2 separate regions of the Homo sapiens genome follow, and region 1 is linked to region 2. Evidence: chromatin loops called from intact Hi-C (ENCODE). Cell type or tissue: dorsolateral prefrontal cortex. All regions are shown on one strand. Links, peaks and the distances in the headings refer to the core of each region. The heading gives the core; the rest is flanking DNA.

Region 1 (2,917 bases), core at 246-2,745, 46 kb before region 2:
CAGTGGTATGTCTGCAGGTATGCTTGTTAAACATTTACCAGCATATCCCTGAAGATGAGGTTTGGAAGGTGGACAAAAAACCAGATCATGAAGATGTTGCATGTCATGCTCAGGAGGCTGAGTTTTATCCTGAAAGCCATGGAGAGCTATTGGACCATTTAGGGTAGAGGCACGCTCAGATTTAGGTTTAGAAAGATAACTCAGAGAATGGACAAGATTGGCATCAGGGAGACAAACTGACAGGCAGCTGCGGTGGTCAGGCCAGAGCTATTGAGGGTGGTGGCATTGGGGTGGAGGCAAAACATTCAAGAGATGCTAAGGGTGTATCATCAACAGGGCCCAGTGGCCAAGTTGGATATGCATGGTGATAAAGGGGGAGACCTGGTCTTTTCTGGCTTGGGCAACTGTGGGGATAGCAGACACATGCCTCAAGTTAGAGGATATGGAAAGATAAGCAGGCTATGGGCATGAGGATTATGAGGAGCTCTGTCTAAACTTGTTTTATCTCATATTTGGCATTTACTATATTTTTTGTTGTATTTTGTTACTCATCCTTTTAGGTGGACTCTGATCCTTCTGAGGTCCTGGATCAGATTAACCAACGTGGGTATGCCCCGCACCTTTCACTCATTACCACCCCTCAAAAGGTCACTTTGCCAAACATGAGTACATGGCCCCCACGCTAAGCCTGTGAGCAGCTGCAAGCCATATCATCTGCACAGTTGAGCACGGCAGGAACTTTGAACCAGGACCCAATTTCACCCTGAGGATGTGCTTCTCCTCTGAGGGGAGCAAAGCCCCTGGCTTGACCTGGCTCCCTTCTGGGAGGGAGGACCACGTCTCAATTTGACAGCAGGAGGCTGTAGGTCAGTGGGGTGATGACCTGGCCCTGGGAGACCTGCTCTTTCTCTCAGCAGAACCCCATAAATCCTTCAAAAGGAAGTAAGTAATTCCCTCGGGATCAAGAGAGCCCTCCGCATTCTTGAAATAAATGAAGGCAAAATGTACAGGGATTTCTGAGAAAAGTAAATGTGGTGTGAGCATGATCCCTGGGTGTTACTATGCACAGAAAAGGCTTTTTTTTTTTTTTTTTCCCCTCTCCTGAATGGTGTTCTTTGCTCTCAAGTGAACTCATGCACTGGATTTGGTCCAAGTACATTTTGTTTCTTGATTTCCAGCCAGGCTTCTCTCAGTTGTGATGCATTCTCTTCTTTGCTTCCCTCCTTCCCCAGTCCTGTTCTCTCTTTTTATAATGCTTTCAACTTTTCCATGTGACTGAACCAACACAGAGGAAAACCCACCAGCTTAGGTAGGGCTTCCACAAGAGTGGGGCCAGAGGGACTTCTTTGTGAACGGCCAGCCCCTCACGCAGCCCCGGCCTGCACGGCGAGGTTTGTCTGAGGCAGCTGAAGCAGAAAGCATTTGAACTCTGCCCTCTACCAAATGATTTCCAGATGTGTAAACCCCAGCCTCCCGCTGCACTCTGACTGTAGCCCTGCCAACGTACATCTGCAGATTCCTAGTGCACAGGAAACTTGAAAGAGTATCTTTACAACATCTGCTGTCTTTTCCCAGCTCTCCCTCTCTGCCTTCTCGGACTTTGCCCCGTATTTTATATCCTCTCTTCAACAAATCCATTAGAGAACTGCTGCACAGCCCTTCTTGGCTCACAGATGCCAGCTGTCTGTTTCACCCCAGAGCCTGTTCTTGGCTCTCTCAAGCACCACTAGAATCATTGACCGAAGCACCACTAGAATCATTAAAGAAGCTTATTGGGCTCATGGAGGGGAAAAAAAGGACCAAGTTTTCTCCATTGGATTGGTGCCAGTCTACAAGCTGCAAAGGGAGATTTAGCCATAAGGAGGTCAGAGCAGAGCCCTAAAGATGGAAACACGAGTTTGCATGGAGAGTTTGCCTGCTATACCTGAGAGAAGGTGAGGTCTGCTTATAGGGGGAACTTTTTTCCATGGACATTCAGTTTCTTGGAACAAACAAGGCAGGCTTCTGTAAAATGGGAAGTATTGATGTACAGAATGAGTTCCTTGCCTTCCCCTTCCCTAGGGCATGCTACCCATCAAGCTAAGAGGCCAGAAGAAGATCTTTTTATAATGTAACTCAAAGGAGGGGAGAAAAGAGCCAGAGACCCTTTTAGCATAATGGAGCAGATGATTTTTACTAAGGCGTGCACTCTCACCAGGGAAATGGCTTGATTGCTGTGTAAATAGATGCTTGACCTTCATCCTGCCATTCATCCATATGGACCCTAAACGCTCTCCAGCTCTATCCTAGGGGACATGGAATGGAGGCAAGTGTCAAAATCTTGGCAAGGAAAAGAGGGTGCACTATAGAAGGGAGCAGAGAATTGAATGGGCCTATGAGCTCAGGAGCCTTGGGGAGGAACAGTTATAGGTGAGAGGCCCCCACCTACATGGGACCTATGCCCTAAGCATGCAGGCCTACCTGGGAGGCAGTGAGCTAGCTGGGTTAGGGAAAACTGTTCCTTATTGCCACCCATGGTGGGTCTAGTGTGGCTTAAGAGGTGATTTTCTGGTCCCTGGTAAGACCGTCTCACCCTCTTATCTGCAGGACATAATAGTAAGTGGGTGACATTTATATTTTCGGCTTCAATAGTCCCAAACACTTTAGACAGACTGAGGCTCTCAGATGAAGCCCTATGACTTGGCTGACTTGCTGCCACAGTAGCCTCCCTATTTACAAAAACAAAATCCACCAAAACACATTGGCCTTGTACTTCAAGCAGGAAATATAAGAAAAACAAGGGGAAGAGATAAAGCAGGTTTTGGAATTCCTTTCCTTCACCCATATCTTTCCTTACAGGTTTTCCAAAGACATTGGAACACCCCTGTAGCCATAGTAGCTCTTTTTTAAAGAGGAGAGGAATCTGTAGATTCTTTCA
Region 2 (2,917 bases), core at 134-2,633:
TGCATCTGACAAAGGTCTAATATCCAGAATCTATAAGGAATGTAAACAAATTTACAAGCAAAAACCAAACAACCCCAGTAAACAGTGGGTAAAGAACATGAACACTTTTCAAAAGAAGACATTCATGCAGCCAAGAAGCATATGAACCAATGCTCAATATCACTAATCATTAGAGAAATGCAAATCAAAACCACAATGAGATATCATCTCACATCAGTTAGATTGGTTATTATTAAAATGCAACAGATACTGGCAAGGCTGTGGAGAAAAGGGAATGCTTATACACTGCTAGTGGGAATACGAATTAGTTCAGCCACTATGGAAAGCAGTTTGGAGATTTCTGAAAGAACTTGAAGCAGGCCAACCATTTGACCCAGCAATCCCATTATTGGGTATATACCCCAAGGAATATAAATCATTCTGCTATAAAGACACATGCATGTGTAAGTTTGTTGCAGCACTATTCACAATAGCAAAACATGAAATTAACCTAAATGCCCATCAATGGTAGACTGGATAAAGGACATGTGGTACATATATGCCATGGAATACTATGCAGTCATAAAGAAGAACAAGATCTTGTTCTTTGCAGCAATACGGATGGAACTGGAGGCCAGTGTCCTAAGCAAACTAATGCAGGAATAGAAACAAAATACCACGTGTTCTTTCCTATAAGTGGGAGATAAACATTGAATACACACGGTCACAAAGAAGAAAACAATAGACATTGGGACCTACTTAAAGGTAGAGGATGGGAGGAGAGTGAGGATCAAAAAACTACGTATTGGGTACTATGCTTATTACCTGGGTGATGAAACAAATGTGTACACCAATCCCCTGTGGCACACAATTTATCTATATAACAAACCTGCCTATGTACCCCTAAAACTAATATAAAAGTTGAAAAAAAGAACATTAAAAAAACAGATTTTTAGAGTGTCTAGCTTCTTTAGAAAACATCTATTCATTGTCAAATGTCTGTCAGTCTGTTGGGTACTAATAATATAATCCTATAACTTACAAGGATGTCAGGCAAAAAGCTGGCTAAGCAACTAGGGAATCAGCTCAATTGACAGATGTGTTCATACTGCCTATAAGCCTCTGAAAAGTCAATGAATCCAATATGTGATTCAGAAATTAGAATTAATTTTTTTTAAAAATGTGGCTTTTATGCATAATGATTTTTCATTTTCTTCTTCTGGAACATGGAGGGAATGGACAACCTAATGACTCCGCCTTTCATATCCAAGCCATCTCTAGCTATGCTGGAGGACTTTTCACCAGCCAGAGAATTCAGTTTGCATGTGATGTGGCTGGGGAGCCTGTTGAGGCTGCTCTCAGCTTGGTGCAGAGGATTGGGTTTAGCCTACTCTCAGCACAAGGGCCAGTTATTCAGGCCTCACTGTTGGCAAAGCAGCAAATTGCTCTTTTGTGGGGCTTGGGGAAGTCACAATTGGTTGTCTGTTTCTTGATGGACACAATAAAGGGACAGAGCAGCTCCATCTCCCTGAGCCCAGTACAAGAATTCACACACTTTGCCTCCTGCCTCCAGCTCTCCCACTAAGGGGCTCTCCCTGCAGAGTCAGTCAGCCAACCCTCTGTGACTCAGCTCCTTCCTTTGCAAAGTGGGCATGGTCGGATTTATTCAGGAGCCGTGAGGCATGCTTAAAAATGCCTTCAAAATGCCAGCTCCTGCAGATTATTCTGTGATTTGTGAACTGGCAAAAAGGTTGGGGAATTTCCCTTTGTTGGGTGTAGGTCTTGGCTTTCTGTGCGGAAGTGGGGCTGGCTGGCATAGAATTCCTTTGATTTCTTCTACTTCCTCTTGGGACATGGGTCACACGGAAGGCGGCCCTATCCTTGGCTGTCAGAACCCCATAAGCCCAACCATATCCTAGGCCTCTCCTTGTCTCCTCTTGTTTCTCATACAAACTCACTTCTAACTCTCAAAGGATTTGAACAGATGGTTTACATAGAGGAAATGTAGTAAATGAAACATTATATGGAAGAAATACGTAGCCTTGAAAATAGAGGAAATGAAAATGAAAGCAACTTGAATTACCAATAATTGTAACTGATCCAACCCAATAGGCTAAAGGGACACATGCCCATTAATTGCTTTGTTAGAGGCTCTCTGTTGTTCTAGTCTTCTGAGCAGTCATCCGCCATGGTGTAATAAAAGTTACACACACACTTTGAGGAACATATTACAAAAATGAAAAAGAATGATTATTTAAAAATGCCCATAGCAATGAGGTGTACTGATTAATACATTAAAAAGGGGCCAGGCCTAGTGGCTCATGCCTATAATCCTAGCACTTTGGGGGGCCAAGGAAGGAGGATAGCTTGAACACAGGAGTTCAAGACCAGCCTGGGCAAGAGAGTGAGATCCCATCTCGACAAAAATTTAAAAAATTAGCCAGGCGTGGTGGTGCTTAACTGTAATCCTAGCTTGGAAGACTGAGGCAGGAGGATAGCTTGAGCCCAGAAAGTCAAGGCTGCAGTGAGCTATGGTTATACCACTGCACTCCAGCCTGGGCAACAGAGTGAGATTCTATCTGAAAACACAAAACAAAAAAAAACATATATTTAAAAAAAGGAACAATAACCCAATGAGCCATTGTCTCTGGTAGGAGGTTGTCACCTTCATAAGATATATCGAAACAGAAAAACAGATAAAATTACTGTTACATACAATTACTGAAATGTTAACATATAAGTTCAGGGAATTACATGATATATATGACATAATATTTATTGAAAAATATTTTGTGCACATTAATTATAACTGTGTGAAAAGGCATTTATGTGTTCTTATGACTATCCAAAATGCACTCAGAATGATATACAATGATATAAATTTGTTTCAATATTTACTTATTAAAAATATAGAATTTTAGAAAAAAAATTAATAATA

The links. A loop is a pair of places that touch in the nucleus more often than their neighbours do. Peaks named below come from ENCODE experiments on the same cell type or tissue, not always from the same donor. Only the 100,000 strongest peaks of a DNase experiment are listed, where the experiment ranks them.
Region 1: it touches region 2 in a loop (2.3-fold over the local background); 15 of 110 quality-filtered maps call a loop at or near these places.

Annotation. Positions count from the first base shown.
Region 1 is chr5:67,267,232-67,270,148 of GRCh38, forward strand. It overlaps TILRLS (TCL1A interacting lncRNA, retroperitoneal liposarcoma associated), which reads left to right and starts at 791. Exons shown (of 3, transcript NR_186086.1): 1 at 791-942; 2 at 2,062-2,305; 3 at 2,839-2,917. In dorsolateral prefrontal cortex, for the core only: a CTCF peak has its summit at 1,205; DNase peaks (open chromatin) are centred at 698, 1,210 and 1,410; H3K4me3 peaks cover 1,743 bases; H3K27ac peaks cover 2,500 bases.
Region 2 is chr5:67,313,819-67,316,735 of GRCh38, forward strand. No RefSeq gene overlaps it. Among named protein-coding and RNA genes, the nearest start is that of TILRLS, 47 kb to the left of the region's middle. In dorsolateral prefrontal cortex, for the core only: no CTCF peak of the experiment used is centred there; a DNase peak (open chromatin) is centred at 1,423; H3K4me3 peaks cover 702 bases; H3K27ac peaks cover 2,500 bases.